Linked DNA regions of Homo sapiens: region 1 is linked to region 2. A link is an interaction called in ENCODE POLR2A ChIA-PET data of the cell type or tissue named here. Cell type or tissue: PC-3. All regions are shown on one strand. Each heading gives the region's core, and the rest is flanking DNA. Links, peaks and the distances in the headings are about the cores only. Region 1 overlaps PIK3C3 (phosphatidylinositol 3-kinase catalytic subunit type 3). Region 2 holds the start of LINC00907 (long intergenic non-protein coding RNA 907).

Region 1 (8,000 bases), core at 1-8,000, 140 kb before region 2:
GGGATTAGTGCTGAGGTCATGGACACTTACGTTAAAAGCTGTGGTAAGTTTTTCAGGCTATTACTTTCCATTGATCAGATAAAGAAGAGCAGGCCATCCTGATATTGCCATAATCATATACATTTAGAACATGTTAATATTTAAATGCTCTATAGGAAGAGTAAAAGATAAATGTTGATTAAAGTAGTCATTGATGCTTTGACATAATAGTATTAACAAGGTGTAAATTCTATTTAGTCTTTCATGGATATATCTTTGTAATCACTGAACTATTTTATAATCACAGTTTATCTCTTCCTGGAAGCTGTTAATTTTCCATTAGATTTTCTCTATTTTTGAATAACAGAAACTAAGTAGACCATGGGAAAAGTTTCAATCAGAAATGATTGTGCTTTAGATAAAGTTTAAGAGCTAAGATAATGGTGCTTCATTAAGAGGGTGCCCTTGTGGTATTTTAGAGTCAGTCCTTATGGTCCATTCCTAGAAATAAGAAAGCAGTAGTAGTATTTCCTAGAAATAAATAGTAAGTGACATAGGGATTAATTTTTATTCTTCAGGCATTTATGTCTAACTTCACGAAGGTTATATTCTACAGGATTTTTTTTTTCATTTTCTTTATTTTTTTCTTTTCTTTTCTTTTCCTTTTTTCCTGGAGACAGGATCACACTCTGTCACCCGGGCTGGCTGAAGTGCAGTGGCGCAATCACAGCTTACTGCGGCCTGGACCTCCCAGGCTCAGGTGATTCTTCCACCTCAGCCCGCCGAGTACCTGGGACTGTAGGAGGTGTGCACCACCACACTTGGATGATTTTTTTGTATTTTTTGTAGAAACAGGGTTATGGCATGTTTCCCAGGCTGGTCTCAAACTCCTGGGCTCAAACGATCACCACCTGCTTTGGCCTCCCAAAGTGCAAAGATTGAAGGCATGAGCCACCATCCCCAGCATGTTTATTTTTTTATTTTGATTTTTTTTATAACTAGATTGTTTATGGGAGGATTGGTAAAGGAGTTGACACTAGAGTTGAGCCCTGAATGACAGGATGTATGATGTGTTATAACTATTTTATATAAGCGCTATATTTGTTTATGTCCCTATTTATGCCTATGCTTAAGCTGGGAGAGCAAGAAGAGGGCTTTCTAGTTAGTTGTTAAGACTATATTTAAACTTGCATATTATTTTCTGGTTTAGAAGTTGCTTTCTTATACATAATATTTTTGTGTTTTTCACAACACCCCTGTGAAGTCACCTTCCAAATTATTTTGGACCTTATTTTCAAATTTATTCGTGATGATACATTTTTGTCTGAAAAGCAGAAAGAAAATGAACTTTGAGAATATGGAAATAAAATTGTGTTTTATAAATTAGAGTCCTTTATAGTTTTAATTCTTGTTTTTACTATAGGAATATAAACATATATTACATGTAACTGAATTTGTTTGTAAACGTGATTACATGCAGTATTTAAAGACTTAAAAACACTGAAGATTTTGAGAGAAAATGTTTACCCTTGTCCTCTTACTCTGTGTTTCTCTCTCTTCCCTTGCTCCTTTCTTGTTTCTCTTCTTTATTTTGCCCCATTTCTCTTCTGTTTTTCTCAGACCTTCAAGTCTATGTTTTCTGTGATCTGAAAAAAAATTGCATATCATCTAAAGGCTCAACTAGGCTGAACATCCAAGATGGATCACTCACATTATTGGCAGATTATACTGTCTTAGCTAGGCTTATTGTGAATCACCTACACATGACCTGTCCCTGGCTTGGGCCTCTTAGAGCTGGGTTCCAAGAGCAAATATTCAGACAGACAGGAAATGGAAAATACTAGTTTCTGAAGGCCAGGGCTGGGAAGCTGGTACTATATCAGCTTATAGTATAACTATATTTTGTTATATTCTGTTGTTCAGAGCAGTCCTAGAGCCTTCCTGGATTTGAGGGGACGGAATATATATAGATCCAAGCTCTGGATGAAAAGGGTGTCACAGAATTTGTGGCCATTTCCATTAGTACGTTATTACATGAGGTGTTTTATATACCCCCAAATAATTATCTTTTACCTTTTTACTATAGCATAGTTATTGTAAACCTTTTAAAGTCATAAATCTGTTTAATAAAGAAATACTTTTTCCACACAAAATACATACACACACGCTTGCCCTGTCAGTATTGACTACAATTTGAAAATTCTGCTCATTAGTAAAATTATCAGAATGGTATGTTACAGGTACATGCTTAATGTCGTACCATTGTGTCTTTTGTATAGTGGTCCATTTTCCCCCCAAGAGCTACTGAAAATATGACTGGCTTTTTCATGGGGAAAGAATAGCAATTTAAATTATCTTACCTATTGGACAGTTAAATTCACATTATATCTTATCTCTCCCCTTTTTTCCAACATTTCACATGTATTCATTCCTCTGTAAGTGATTTAATGGTAGGCCTTCTCTTCATCTAGAAGAGCCTTCTGTTTTCTGTATGGCTTCCTGTATGACAAAATAATCTGTTTTTGTGTAACTTTCATTTTAGAAAATAATGTTTTAATGTTTTTGCAGGGTGTAAGAAAAAAATTGATAATAGTTTTGGTGACATCTTTTCCAGATTATCTAAAGTCTCAAGTGTATATCATGCAGCTAAATGTGGGAATACTGTTTATTCTCACATACACACATATCTTTACTAAGTAAAGGGAAATAGGATCAGTGGTCTATTTGTCTTTATATTTTTCTTTAAGTCAAAGTTTTTTTATAAAAACAATTTCAAGATGTTTTGTATCTCACATGGAATAAAAAAACTAACAACATTGTTTTGACAAGATTTTCTTGGACAGAAATAGTGTTTCCATTGTTGTATAGTTAAAGAATAACATCAATTTCCCTAAAAATTTTCTAGCAAATTTATTTCAGGTCATCTTAAATCATTCTGAGTATTAGTTATCTCCTCAACGTTTCTGAGGATCATCCCATTCTTACCTCAAATGTTTTGTTGTTATTTTTCAGGATGTAGCCTTGTTTAAAGTGCCCTACTGAGTATTGACACTTTAAACTATTGAAGCACTCTAAATTTTCATCTTTACTATTAAATATGGCCATATGTTGATACATATATTTCACTTGACTAAACATGTTTATCAGAATGACCATCCAACGTATTTATGACCATAATCCACTGAGCCAGGGCAAAAGACCCTTACTTATTTTTGCATTTCCATATAACAATGAAATGCACTCTCAAATTTGATGATGAGTAGTTTATAGAAATATTTTGCTTTATCGTTAGGATTAAGCATAATTCATGTATATCCAGTTACATGAAAATTTTAGGTCAGAATTAACTGTTGCAACACAGGTGAATCAGTATTCTATAGAGATAGCTAAACTTGAAACAAAGTAAATAGTGACAAAAACTAACTGTAATTTATAATTTAAAAATGGGAATAGTAAGTAGGTCTGGATTGAACAACTCAGCTGCACTGATGTACAGTGATGTTATTTTTCAAAATTGTAGGAATTTCGCTTGTCTTCATATGCACATTATCGGTAGTTTAGTACCCTTGAGTGGCAGGTAGATTTCTACGAATCACATGTTAGAGAACCTAAGTGTACTAAGTTCTCATATGTTCTCAGGGTATTGTACTTAGTTTCTCTTTAGGAATATCAAATTTAATATCCCTCAGTAAGTCACTTAGTTATTTTTCAATGGGGAGTCTGTAGTCATTTTTGAAATTGCATGTATTGTGGCAGTTTTAGAGCAGTGCTACTTAAAGTGTGATCTGTGGACCCACAGTATTGACTTTACCTGGGAGCTTGTTTGTATTACAGAATCTTGGGCCTTACCCGACTTCTGTGATCAGAATCTTCATTCTAACAGGATTTTCAGGTGATTCTTATGTTCATCAATACACTAGAGTTTAGAGAAGGCTTCTCAACCTTTGGTGTGCATAGTAATTTTTGAAAGCTTGTTAAAATGGAATTGTGGCTGCTGCCCCTAAAAATTCTGATTCAGTAGGACTGAAGTAAGGCTGAAGAGTTTACATATTTAATAAGCTTTCAAGTGATAGTGATACTGCCAGTCTGTGGGATCACATTTTGTGTAGCAATGCTCTAGATCAAGGGTGAGTAAGACTTTTCTCTAAAGCTTTGCAGATAGTAAATATTTTAGGCTTTTCAAGTCAGATGATCTGTGTAACCATTCAACCCTGCCATTGTAATGCTTAAACCAGTGTGTAAATGAATGAGTATGACTGTGTTCAAATAAACTTTACAAAAACTGAGGGGAACCAGATTTGACCATCAGGCTGTAGTTTATTCTCCCTTCATCTAGATACCCTTTAAGTCCTCCTCAGTGGACCACTAAATGTTATCATTGCATTTAGCTGCAGTTAACATAATGTACCTATAGTGATTTAATCATAAGAGTTTATTTTCTCTTTTGTGACAAAACTAGTTATAAGAAATTGCTGTTGTTCTAACTATTTAAGGTGATTAGGACCAGGTGAAGGCTCTGTGTTTCTCTGTGATTCTCTTGCCCTTTTCCTTATGGTCTGCAACTACAGTCATCATGTCGCAATCTAGACAGGAAGGAGAAAAGGCCTAAAGGGCTAACCTCCTAGCTGAGTCAGCCGCTTGCTTAAAACTGCTTTCCTTGCATCTATATTTGCTTACATTTCATTGGACACAAATCCCAGCCCAGTGACTTTGAACAATACTATTAATTCTTGGAGCCTGAAGTTTTTCATTTGAAGGATGGTTATCTACTTAACTGGCATCATTAAACAGGTTAGAAATGATGAATATGATATGCCTAGCTAAGAGCCTAGTCTTCAGTACATTGTAACTGTGATTATTATTAATTAATACTATTTTTCCAATAATTATGCCATTGCTTAAGTTGCTTTTGGACTTCTGGAATGGCCTTCAGAACCTAAGTCAAATGAACTTTATTATTTATTGAATTTGAACAGGGTTATAAGTTCATTAACAGGTGGTCCCATCTTGTTTTTACACATGGGCTGAAATAAACAGGTTTTTGTAAATATTGCTATAGTTTTATATGTTTACAAGTTGTGTTTGTTGTCAGGTTATTAATGGTAGAAATAAACATAGTTAAAAAAACAAACTCCAAAAGGGTGCTATTTGCTAAATTCTGTTTAAGTAGTTTCAATAAATGCTAAATTTCCAGACTTTTTTTAGAATAAAAAGATAACAGAATACAGCTAGAGCCAATGTCTTTGCCTTTAGCCTTGATCATGTAATTTTTCTTAATGCTTTAGAAGATTATTGTGTTAACTTCATAAATGTCTTTACCACTCAAATGAATGCATTTGGTTTTCTATCTGCTTCCATTTCAAGATTATTTTTCCACAGACTTAAAAAACAATTTAACCCTGCATTTACTTATGTTATCTTACAGATAACATGGTTACGAGTTATGGGATAATTGACGGTTGACTTTTAACTGTGTCCAATTTGATATTAGAATTGCTAGGCCCATGTTATAATTTAAGGTCTCCTGAACCTAACTTAAGTTTTGATGCAAGTGACTTTTGTAATTTAACAGAATTCTACAAGATTTTCTCTTTTAAATAGTACTTTGAGTTTCAAGTGACAGACATGAAGATTGCATATTTGAGAATTCAGATGAGAAACCAGAGACATTAGAAAACAAATTGATATTAAAGTTGCACAAACTGCTTTTATATTCAGTAGAATGTATAACCTGGTTTGCATTTGTTTTCACATATTTTTTTTAACTGTTACTGCAGCTGGATATTGCGTGATCACCTATATACTTGGAGTTGGAGACAGGCACCTGGATAACCTTTTGCTAACAAAAACAGGTAACAATTAATGACTACCAGTAGACATACATTGTATATGCCCATGGTTTTTACCCCTGAATCTATGTACTAACAAGATAAGTTGCGGCCTGGCGCGGTGGCTCACGCCCGTAATCCCAGCACTTTGGGAGGCCAAGGCGGGTGGATCACCTGAGGTTGGGAGTTCGAGACCAGCCTGACCAACATGGAGAAACCCCGTCTCTACTAAACACACAAAATTTGCCGGGCGTGGTGGTACATGCCTGTAATCCCAACTACTCAGGAGGCTGAGGCAGGAGAATCGCTTGAACCCGGGAGGCGGAGGTTGCAGTGAGCCGAGATTGCACCATTGCACTGCAGACTAGGCAACAAGATCAAAACGCCATCTTAGAAAAAAAAAAAAAAAAAGATGAGTTGCGTAATTGAAGATAAATCAGAGAGTCTTAAAAATTCCTTTAAATGTTACCTTGGAAGAACATTTAGGGAAAGTCCTTTCCCTTTTAAGAATTGCTTTAGTAGTAATCCTACAGATGGTCATTTTGCCCACACTTCTGTACTGGAAAATGCCTCTTTTTATGGAAAGCCAATAATGGATACAAGTAGCTTAGTCTCTTACTGTATAGCTCTAGTTAGATTGTTAAAATGTCCTTTCTCTTACAAAGTGTGCTTAATTCACTTTAATATCTACCTTTAATTATTTGCTTTTCCCCTTGGAGTTCTATGGGATAATCATTCTCAGTCCCCTTTGTCCTGACAACTCTTTAGCCCTATGTATTTATCTTTATGCAGACAGCTTCCAGACTTACAGCTTTTTACCTCAGTCCATTTCATTAACTTCAAATTGAAATATCGAACTGCTTACTTGAAATTGTCATTATATATGGCCAGTTGTAAAAGGTTGTCCTTTCCTCTACTACCTGCCTAAAACCTGTTTCTCACCTCATTTTTCCATTTCAATAGATAGCAACATCACCTACCCAGTTGTTCAAGCTCTAGACCTCAAAGTCATTCTTAACATGTCTCTTGGCCTCATCTCATATACTGAACCTATTAGCAAATCTTGTCTACTCCTCAACTCCAAAATAGATCATGAAGTTACCCACTGTCTTCATTTTTACTACTTTGACCCCACTTGAAGCAAACAATATATGTTGCCTAAACAATTTGAATGAAACCTGAACCCTTTATTGGGGCCTTGTGGCTTGTCCAGGCAGGCCATTTGTCTGAATGTCAAACCACTCCTGCCTCAGACAAGAGCCTTTGTTGTTTTCTCTTTCTGGAAAGTTATTTATTCAGATCTTTGCAGGGCTGACTTTAGTTATTAAGTTGAAGTTCTAATGGCATCTCTTTAGAGAAGCCCTTTCTAACTCCTTGATCTGTAATAACATATCTGCCCTCTTCCTCCAATGCTCTCTACTTATTACTGTATTGTTTATAGCACTTATCACTAGCTGAAGTTACCTTTTTTGTTTAATTCAACAACTATTTATTGAACAGCTAGTAGATGCTGGGAATACCAAAGTTAACAGAAGAGACAGAAATCCTTGCTCTCCTAGAGCTTGTTGAGTTCTTATCATCATCTTCTCCCCTTCAGGATGCAAGTTCCATGAGAGCAGGAACCTTTGTCCATTGGGGTTACCCCCATGCCTCTGGACCTTGAACACCACCTAGCTAAAGTGTTCAATAAATCAGTGTTGAATTAATGATGAATAAATACTTCTGCTCTTCCATGAACCTGTCTGGGCTAAATAATTCAAGTTTCTTCCGCTTTCTGCAGAAAGCAGATGTTTACGTTACTCTTTAAATTGGTCTCTCAAAACATTTTCTGTTTTGTTTGTATTTCTCCAAATTGTGATAATAATAATTTAACATAATACATCAAGAATAATCTATTAATATAATGGTCCTATTAATTTATAATTTGGAATGTCATATATTCAGTTTTTAATTATTACATATGAAAAATCATCTGTTAGAACTTGCATGGGTGATGTCATGTCTGTGTCAAAGCCAGTCAATCTCCTTAATAACCAAGACCAAAAGAATATAATCAGAGTGTCATGCAGATTCTTGGCTGATTTGCTCATTTAGCAGAGGATATTTATAAAACATTATGGTGTATTTGGAGAGAATTGTAATTTGGAAGTTTTCATGTGTTATTTTCATTAGCTCTTTTTTATTGGTTGAATC
Region 2 (10,879 bases), core at 1,772-9,771:
CAGACCTGCCAAATGTTTAATTGCAGCTCACTGTAAAAAGAATTAACACTCCAGTAAAAATGGACCCACAAGCAAGCTGCTCAGATCATTGTAGATCCTGAATTTCAGATCTGTGAGGAACTTGGATGCTTATCGCATCCTCATTTTGGCCTTGAGGAAATTGAAGCTCATAAAGGCTAGGTAACTTGCTGAAGGTCACACAGCTGGTGGCAGGACAGTGTTACCTCTATTTCATGCTGCTTCTTGGATAGACTGCAGACAAAACATGTACCAAACTTTAATTTCTATTGCTCTCAGTGCTGGGGGGATGCCAGAGTTCTTGCTTCACAACAAGTGTTCAGAAGCAGAATAATTGAGGAACATCACAGCAGGCTCTGGGAGGAATTTGTGGCCAGTCATATGAAATTTGAGTGTCTGGCTGAAACTGACTCTAGTCAATCACTGGCTGTGTCTCTGGCTATTGAGAAGGAGGTAGTGGATTTTTGGGGTATTGCTTTAGTTGCTATTACAGGGTGATATTTTGAACAAAGACACCTTTTTTTTTTTTCAAATCTCTATTTCTGGTAAAGTTAAATTCAGCACTTGATTTGTAGTATTCAGCACCAGGGAAAGATTAGTAACTTCTCCCTTAAAACCTAGATGTGGTTCCCAGCCCTAGTATTTAATATACTGCAGGCCATGTAGGCCATTCATCTTAATTATGTAATTATTAAAAAGATTCTGATATTGTCTACTTATCAAAGATCTCTAGAATACATACCACACCCCTCTGATTAGGGGTGATTAGAGAAATACCTGAGACCAAACTATTTTCACATTTCCTTCTCTATTGATTGTCCAAAAGGTGATTATTGTGGCTGCTCAGCAGGCTGTTCTCATTAGGGCTCCATTGATTGTGAGCTGGTTATGGTTCCAAATGCCAGGCCAAGTGTGTTGCTTTGAATTTGTAGTGTGAGGCACTCCGATAAGATAAAGAAAAATTAAGGCCAGCATTTTAGTCTCCAAGTTCTGGTTAAATTGTTACACCTTCATACAGCTTTCCCAGATTCCTGCCCCAAAGAAACAACATTAATTAGTCTTTTCAGCTATGCAGTCTTTGGAAGCAATACTCTTGATTTATTGAAGGCTGCATTATTAAAATTATCTGCTGTGTCTGTCCTTAATAAGGTCAAAGAAGGAATCTATGAACGCTGATTCATCACAAAGGCTCTGGGGATGCACATCATTGAGAAAGCCAATTTTATTTTCCCTACTGCAAGACAAAACCGGATCGCAACTTTCCTTGCTTATCGGGAAGGCAAAGCCCGAATCCACTATTAATTTGGAGAAAGACCTAATCAGTACATCTGGCCTTCTTTGTGGAGGATTCCTCATGACCAGGCTGCATATATAGTATGGAGTGGTGAGGGAGGGTTTTAACTGTCTAAGTGAATGATAATTCCTCTCAGGAGATGCTTGTTGGAATAGATTTCCCTCCATGATCTCAGCCTACATTTCTTTAATAGTTATTAATGCCACTGTATCAGCAATCCTGTTCTCTTGCCATGATAAAATCTCCCCGAAGAGAATTGCTATTGTGTACATTTAGTAGGATTGAGGAAGACAAGATGCAGGGGAAGAGAACTGATTTTCCCTCTTTCAGTAGAAGGCATTGATGGGGACATCAGTGTGTCGTGTATCACACAATCTGTAAATTACTTCAAAATTGCATGGGATGTTCTCCATAATACCCTCACAACGTAAAGTCTCCCAGCTTGACCTATTTGGCTTAATTTGTGCTTTCTGCAAAAGAGTTTATTTTTTCTTTCCAGTGAAAAATTGTAGTTCTGGAATTTTGGGGGCAGCCAGCATAAGAAAATAAAATCGTGTTTGGCCTTGTATTGCACCAAACATATAGTAAGTCACCTGTGAATATTTGCTGAATTGTGGATACAATGACAAGATAAAAAGGTACAATTTCCCATGAGTTCATTTCAATACAGTTCCCATTTACAAAAAGCAATTAGAGCTTTGTCTTCAACATAATATATTTATTAAATAAATGTAACTGTGTAATCATGGAATCTAAGCACAGGAGGATTTCCAAGCTTCACCTCACATCAAATGCAGGCATCATATAGCCTCTAGGCCTTGGGTTATGTCAGGGATTTTTGCTTTTCACTTAGACTTGCAGTTGTCTTTCTTAGAAGATATGAAACATGTTGGTCCCACCTCTAGCCAAGTAAAAACAGGTATGTGAATAAAATGACTATCAAAACAGGTTCTTTTCAAAGCGTTGGAAATATTGGATTTCTCTTGGCTGTGAATGTAGTGGGAGTCTTGATGTCTTCGTCATATTGGGGAGCTTTTTATTCAGCATACTAAAAACATGTATCTAGCAATTTCTAGAGGGTGCCAGGACTTTTCTTGGGGTTAGAGTAATGAAGATGATTATACAATGGCCTCTATCCAGTTGACGCAACTGATTAGATTAGCTAAATGTTACAGGGCACGGTGGTATAAAAAAATTCCTGGAAGACGGAAGATTTTATTCACCACATAAGCAGTCATGGGGTAGGTGTTCCACAACTAGTTGGATGTGTCAAGGCACAGCATCCTACAAAAACATAGTCTGTTTTGAAAAATTCAGTCTGCCTGAAGGTGGGTGGCTGGAGAAAAACTTGAGAAGTTAGGAGGGACCACATCACCCAATACCTGGTTAACCAACTAGGAGAGATTTAATGACTACCTGTATAGCCAGCAGGAACATTTAATGTGGGGTACAAGATCACCTTTGTTCTTTAGGAAGTTTGTAGTCATTCATAAATCCAAAGGAAAAAGCAAAAATTCAGGCCATGTTATGCCTCACATGTAAAATAGCCTGCTATCCAGCCCTGGGCATTGCATTATTCCAGTAAGGGCTAATGTTGTATATTCTTCTCAACTATTTCAATAAAAAATGTGGAGGATACATTCCAGTTGAAAGATCACTTATTTGAATTTTACCTTTTAGTGCCAAGATTGCAGGGAAAAATATCATTTGTGAGCCTCTCGGAAGGTTGGCTGATCTGCAGATAGGATAAAATATCCTGCATGTACTCTCCATTTGATTTGTAATTTACATAGCATCTCTTTGTTCATCAAGGAACACCCTGCATGACTTCCTGACACTGACCTGGATTTTACTTATGGCTGCCCTAAATTGTGTTATCATGGTGTACCGGTTGTTCAGTATTCAGCCTTGCTCCTCTGTAACTTAATATTATGATTTATTTCTGACTTGGCTTTTCTTTATCGAATGCTGACTTTTTCTAAGAGGTTCATGTGGAAATGTGCTACATGAAAAAAAAAAAAGGAGCACAGTTTGGCCTCAGGGCAAAAACATGAATACTGACCCAGGGACATGAATACAGGGCAGAAGAGAGAGTGGCACAGGCAACAAAATTAACTCATTTCTTTGCCTTTTGTGTGTTCCTAAGTGTGTGGAGTGACTCAAATTTTAGCACAGAAAGTAAAGTTAGAAAGCAACTGCTATTTGCCAACAACCCATTCTTTAATTCTCAAAGATCAAAAATTTGCTTGAAAACTGACATTTTCATTTTCTCCTGGCCCAGTGAACAAAGTTTTAAGGTTATGTGGTCGCTCTGATACCACCTAAGAAGCAAATATTTCTTGCAGTCTACTTCTAGATGTGAATGAACTGAAAGTAAATGACTCAGAGATGGAGTAAATGTCCCTTGAAATACACCCAAACTTAATAATTAGGAGAAGAGTGCTTGAATAAACACATTTAGAGTGTTATTGAGCATATACAAGCTTAGATGGTCCATATTTCTAAAAGACAGTGAGTCTATAGCACATTCTTCGGAGATGAGAAAATTATGCCATAAATAAAATTTGTAGTGGAGGCATTTGTTTTATCATTCAGTTAAGTAGCAGGAATTCTTTCATACCTAGAGGGACTTAGGTAAAACTAATAAACAGACATACTTAACAACAAGAACAACAACAACAAAAATAAAGCATTACCATTCAAGAGTGTGAAATCACTTCTCTGAGAGCCTTTTTGGATTGAATATTCTTTTTGGGCTGGTAATGTCAAACTAAAACTTTACCTAAACACAGATAACTAGGTGGCTCTTAGCATACCTTTCAGGGCTTATGGTCTCCAATTATTCCACTCACATCCCCCTATACATTTCCAAATCACCTCTTTCAGTGTCTCCAGTGTTTAAACATGAACTGGATAGAGTGTTGCATGGTAGTATTAAATAAAATTTAGCTTAAAGCTGTTTCCTTACATATTATAAGTTCTGTCTAAAGGTTTCTACGTGCATAGTATACATGTCATTGAAAGTGTAAATGGACTATAACCTACTCTGATACCAATCACTGAGTTGTGGCCAATCAAAGGTGGCCAACTGCTCAAACCACATTCAAATATGGCAAATGCTGAGCTGTAACCAATCCCGTTGTTTCTGTACCTCATTTCTGTTTTCTCTCTGTCACTTTTCTTTTTCTTTCCATAAATCTTCTTCAACCACCTGGCAGTGCCAGAGTTTCTCTGAACCCATTCTGGCTTGGGGGATGCCTGATTCATGAATCATTCTTTGCTCAATTAAACTCTGTTTAATTTAATTTGTCTAAGGTTTTTCTTTTAACAGTAGAGATAGGAGTACAACACACTTTGAGGTGTACAGGAGTGAGTTCAAATCCTAGCTCTGTTATTGGCTTGATTTCTCATCTTGAGCAAGGTACTTAGTTTCTCTGAGCCTTAGTTTCTGCACTTGTAAATGTGGAGAAGTGAAACACCAGACTTGAGAGGATGCTCTGCTATCTGAACGAGGTAATGGGAAAATGCTCGGCCAGTGTTGTAACTCAATCTTCTTATCCAACAGTGAGCCCCTTGGGCACCCAGACCCAGACTCGCCCTTCTAGTCTCACGTCTTGCACTCTCTGGCACATCTCATGTAGGCTCTGTTGCCTGTCATGTTTTCCAGTCCACAAATACCCTTGGCATGCTCTCATGTCTGTACTTGGTCCACATTATTCTAACGTGAATACATGAAACTTCTAATGACAGTGCAATCTTTCTAGACAATCTCTGAAGGAGAAATGTTACTAGTCTGTGGTGAATATAAAAATAGGCTCATAGGGAAAAAAAACTGTGATTGAAGGTATAATTCTGCATTTTCTTGGGATATACATAAATAGCAAGTAGTCATTTTTTACTTAAAAAAAAAAAAAGAAATCTACAGAAAGAAAATTTAGCTGTCTTTCTGTTGCTAACCTTCCAGGAGGCCTTGGTTCTCCTTTAAGGTTGAAGTTCGTTTGTGACAGGTTAGTGCTGCTCATTTTTGTGGCTTTCCAGAAGCCACCGTGGAAAAGGCAGAAGTCTTCCCCTCCCATTATGCTGAGTCAGACATGGCATCTACATGACTCATCACCAAGTGGTTCTCCAGAATTCACTTTGCTTGCTTTTCCCCAATCCAGATAATCCTCGGGACTGGTAGCCACCCAACTCACTCCTGCACACTGTTCTTCCTCTTTGGAGGCACCCACCATGCCTGTCTGATGCTGCCCCTCAAGGTCACATCGGAGTCTCCTGTACCTACCTTGTCTGTGGCTACCCAACTCTATACAATTTCTGAAGCTTTCATAACACCCAGATGGTCTATAATGTAATATGTGTTTAGATAATCCTCAGGCCAAAACATCTTTCCAAAATTTAACTGTAAATCTGTCACTTCCATGGGTTATGTTAGTCTTTTCCATGTTCAAATGGCTATCTGAGCTCCTGGGGAGGGGAAGTCACTCCCGGAGTTCTCTTTCCATCATTCATAGTGTGAATCTCACCTTGGGCTGGGAGGAATTTGTGATGGGCATACAAGTGAGAAAAAGGGTGCAAAGGGGTGAGATGGTATGTTAGTCAGGGTTCTCTAGAGGGACAGAATTAATAGGATAGATGTATATACAAAGGGGAATGTATTAAGGAGTATTAACTCACGAGATCACAAGGTAAGGTTGCATAATAGGCCATCTGCAACCTGAGGAGCAAGGAAGCCAGTCCAAGTCCCAAAGCTGAAGGACCTTGAGTCCAATGTTTGAGGGCAGGAAGCATCCAGCATATGGGAGAAAGATGTAGGCTTGGAGGCTAAGCCAGTCTAATCTTTTTTTTTTTTTTTGAGATGGAGTTGCCCTCTGTCACCCAGGCTGGAGTGCAGTGGCGTGATCTCAGCTCACTGCAACCTCCGCCTCCGCCTCGCAGTACCTGAGATTACAGGTGCATGCCAACACGGCTAATTCTTGTATTTTTAGTAGATACAGGGTTTCACCATGTTGGCCAGTTGGTCTGGAACGAACTCCTGACCTCAAGTGATCCGCCCACCTCAGCCTCCGAAAGTTCTGCGATTACAGGTGTGAGCCACTGTGCCTGGCCAAGCCTAATCTTTCCACGTTCTTCTGCTTGCTTTTATTCTAGTTACACTGTCAGCTGGTTAGATGGTGCCCTCCCAGATTGAAGGTAGATCTGCGTTTCCCAGTCCACTGACTCAAATGTTAATCTCCTTTGGCAACGCCTTCACAGACACACCCAGAATCAATACATTGCACCCTTCAATCCAATCAAGTTGACATCCAGTAGTAACCATCACAGATGGCTAATACGGGAGATATTCATGAAGGGTCTGGGAAGGGGATTTGGAAGAGATATGGACACAAAGGAAGGAGGAAAGAAAAGGGGAAGTGAGACGGGAACCAAACCAAACACCCTGTATTGCACAATTGAGCCTGGAGTTGGCCTGCTCGCCACAGAGCAGTCACAGGTTTTCAGGATGCTTTAGTGATAGCAGCCATCAGTACCTCTCATTAGGAGCAAAAGCCCTGATTGGTAATAGTATATTCTACTTATTTAGAGAATAAAAGTTCCCTGTTAGAACCAGCCTTCTCAGAATGGCATTCAGCTTTTCAGAAAAGCACAGCACCAGCATATTTCTTATCTGCCTTGAAGGTTATAATAAATCCCTTCTTCTGTTAATTCATAAATCCTTCAGCCACATGCCATTTTGGGGCCATATGCTTTCTTTCCTCCCTCTAACCCTTGGAAAGATCTTTCATATCCAATCTCTGTAGATAATCTGAATGTGAAATCAGGTATGGTTATCTAATCCCTCTAATCAGAAGGTCAGCAGTTACCTGCAGCTTTTCCATCTGTCCTCCAGCTGAATGCTGCCATTTAGTAAATCAAAAATTGGTTACAAATTAGCAAAGCTGACTGGCTCAATGAAATCTAGCCTGGAGTCTTTGCTGGAAGGGGGGAAGTTTAAATATGGTTTGAAGGGAGATTTGAGGTGAACTCTATTTATCAAAGCCGTGGAGTAGCAGCATAAAAGATGAGAGATGTTCTCCTGGGTAAAAATGTCAAATCACATGGGAAATGGGAATATTTCACATGGTGATTACTGAATTTTACAATTGTTCGCAAATTGATTCAGCCCAGAAATCAACTGGGAAGTCTCCCACAGGTGTCTAGCACTCTGCAGGTATTAGCGTGATACAGGGTAAGTCTCAAAGTACAAAAAAAAACACACATGTGAAACAATTTGCAAACAATGAAGTGCTAACCTGTGTGGTGTGAATTACAGATGCATTAGGACACCAGAAAAGGAAGAAAAGACAGTGGCAGCTGAAGACATTTCAGGAATGCTTCACTGAGAACCTAAGTCTTGTTCTGGGCCATAAAGAAAAGGGGAGGGTGTGGTTTCTATACCAGAGATAAGAAAGGAGAAAATTGGACGTGGAGGAAAGATATGAGTACCAATCCGAGCGAACAAGGAAGAGTGAGTAAATCTGTCCAGCTGGAGTTGGAGGTACATTCTGGAAAATGGTGAGAGAGGCTGTGTAGGGTAGGGGGACACGGAAAGATGGGCCAAGACATTTGGAGCTGATATTTGATATGGTTTGGCTGTGCCCCCACCCAAATCTCATCTTAAATTGTAATCCCCATAATCCCCACGTGTCGAGGGAGGGACCCGGTGGGAAGTGATTGGATCATGGGGGCAGTTTTCCCCATGGAATTCTCGTGATAGTGAGTGAGTTCTCACGAGATCTCATGGTTTTACAAGCGTCTGGTATTTCACCTGATTGCACTTCTCTCTTCTGCCTCCTAGTGAAAAAGGTGCCTGCTTCTCCTTCTGCCATGATTATAAGTTTCCTGAGGCTTCCCCAGCCATGCGTAACTGTAAGTCAATTAAACCTCCTTTGTTTATAAATTACCCAGTCTCAGATAGTATCCTTATCGCAGTGTGAGAATGGACTAATACAATATTTAAATCAAAGGGACTCACTGATGTTTCTCAAAAATAATATAAGAGGAAAATATAGGTGGTGGTTTAGTGTCCATCTACCTGGCCCCTAGGGTTGAGCCTGGGAAGCCAGGCCAGGAAGGGTTAGCATAACCATCTAGGCATGATTTAATGGGACTGACCTGTGATAGTGAGGTGGAGAGAATAGGCAATGTGACAGTGAAAAATATAAATGAAAACCAACAGGACTCCATCACAACAGAAAGAGGACTTTCCAACCTGCAGGGGAGAAAAAGGTTGTGCCTCTGGCCATCAGGAGCATTAATTGTAATGTCTCCATTTCAGCCAAACTGCTGTGCACACACATGAAGCCTGGGCCCCCTTTAACAGCAAGGGGTCTGTTGTTCCCCTCCTTGTGCAGGTGGGTTCAGCTAGTCAAATCGAGGTCTTGATGTAGCCTGGGGCTGCCACTCTCTGTGGAGCCGGATGGGCCTGACGGGTAGACAGGTGCTGGTGGTGATATAGGAGCCTCGGTGGTCTGAGATTTAACAGTCCTGGCTTTCTGTGTTTCAGACTTTGGGGCTCCCTGGCCACTTGCACTAGGTTTAAGGCACAAATTTGAATTGTATGTGCTGAGAGCCAGGTGTAAAAGTTCTGGCAGTGATGAGCTTGAGTGTGGACCTAGCTGACCACCTAGCATTTGCATCTCAGAATAGCTGAGGGTTTCCTTTCTTATCATTTTACTGTACATAGTAACTCTTATTGAAGGTCTGAAGGGGCACTGAATTTTTTTCTTTTAGAATTTTCTGTATTTTATGTCAGAAACGATATGCTAAACTATGATTTGTAAATCTAGGTAATAATAAACATCTCTGAACATATTCATGAATATGAAAGAAGCAGTAGAATCATGTTGGGGCCTGAGCCTGTTCAGTCTAGGTGTTGCCAAGATGTGTGGGAGGGGAGATGTGGGAAGAGGCAGGGCAGATGGCAGTCAGGGATGCAAGGTCAGGAATTCTACTAAGCTGGAGAGTGGGCAGGCAGCTTAGGAGAATGGTAAATCAAGAGGAAGAGAGTTTCTTTGCCTGCAGCTGTAGGTCTAGAGCTACCTTTTATGGCAGCGTTCACTCATATAGGTAAGATAAGTGAGGGGCCAGCAACGGCTCCTTTGGAGCCAAGATTGGGCCCCTGCCATTGATGAGTTTTCTGAGCTAGTGACAGAGGCAGTTCTTCTTTCTCAATGTGGCCTGGGGTTTTTGAGGCTGTCAGAGAGAAACTGAATTCTTAAATCCCCAGGGCCATCACTGTCTTATTTGGTCCCTGCAGCTGGGGCTGAAGGCTCTGAAATGGGGCATGTAACTAGGGCTCCTATTCCCCTTAGCAGTCATTTTCACACTTGCAAAAAATGATGTATTTTCTCAGGCGGGTATGTGGCTGCCAGTAGCAGCCTTCAGCTAAATGAAAGCATTTTCTTGGTCTCTGGGGAACCAGATGCTGACAGATGGACTTCCAGGATTTAAAATTTCCTAGGTTTGTTATTTGAACCTAACAAAAGAGAAAAATCCATCCTGGATACAATTAGAGCATTTTTTTCTTTGTCTTACCCTCCCACCCCCAGTGAAATAGAGAAACATGAAGGACATACTTTTTAGTGCTGTTATTGGTCATTTTAAGCTCAGTGTGGGTGAAATGATATCTGATAACAAATAAGAAGTTTGTGTGTGTCCTTTCAGCTCTCCGAAAAGGTTATAATGTCATGAGTATACTCTGTGCAAGAAGGAAATTCTCAGTATATTCAAATAAAGGACAATTTTACTGTGATACATCATGCAGTTAGGCTTCTGTGCAGGCTAGAAGCTCCCAGAGGAAAGCAGTTTCCGAGCAACTACCACTGACTGGGAAGGGCACTTTGACCCTGAGGGGTATAGCAGAAGAGTGTACACATTTTCATTATACAGCTTCATAAACAGGGTGTCTTTCCTATAGGTATGTGGTAATCAGTTGTGAGCTGTGTCCTCCCAATCTTGTTACTAATAAAAACTGGTATACTTTTAAAATTAACTTTGTTGACTTATATTTGCCTACAGTAAAATTTACTAATTTTATAAGTGCAATTCGATGAGTTTTGACAAATGTGTACAGTCTTGTAATCTCTACCATAACCAAGATTTAGACTATTTCCATCACCCTAAAATGTTCCCCTTTGCCATTTTATAATCAATCTCCTCCATTCCCTCTACTCTGTGGCAACCACTGTTCTGATTTCTATCACCATAGTTTTGTCTTTGTTTCCCCTTTACTGTGTTTCTGAACTTACCTTCTAGGTAATTACCACACTGTTTCTATAACTATACTGATATTACTTATCCCGTTTTTGCCAAGTCTTTGACTTTAGAACCACTAAGTCTCTTTAAAGTAACTTGTAGGTTTCCACTTTGATCCATAACATGTGATCCATACATGATTGTAGTTTAATTCTCATTTCCTCCCCACTCCCCAGTTTCTTAGTTGAGGGTACCTCATTGTCACCTTTATTTATACTTCAAAAGTTGTGAAAGGAGATCATACATATGCTGGGAGGCAGGGTGGGGTCAAGA

The links. Peaks named below come from ENCODE experiments on the same cell type or tissue, not always from the same donor. Only the 100,000 strongest peaks of a DNase experiment are listed, where the experiment ranks them.
Region 1: POLR2A ChIA-PET joins it to region 2 with 7 read pairs; 1 of 35 experiments calls an interaction of 5 or more read pairs at or near these places.

The regions. Positions count from the first base shown.
Region 1 is chr18:42,043,775-42,051,774 of GRCh38, forward strand. It overlaps PIK3C3 (phosphatidylinositol 3-kinase catalytic subunit type 3), which reads left to right. Exons shown (of 25, transcript NM_002647.4): 20 at 1-43; 21 at 5,757-5,831. Among named protein-coding and RNA genes, the nearest start is that of PIK3C3, 93 kb to the left of the region's middle. In PC-3, for the core only: no CTCF peak of the experiment used is centred there; a DNase peak (open chromatin) is centred at 4,597; H3K27ac peaks cover 1,307 bases.
Region 2 is chr18:42,178,545-42,189,423 of GRCh38, forward strand. It overlaps LINC00907 (long intergenic non-protein coding RNA 907), which reads left to right and starts at 8,124. Exons shown (of 10, transcript NR_046174.2): 1 at 8,124-8,218. In PC-3, for the core only: no CTCF peak of the experiment used is centred there; a DNase peak (open chromatin) is centred at 5,397; H3K27ac peaks cover 1,106 bases.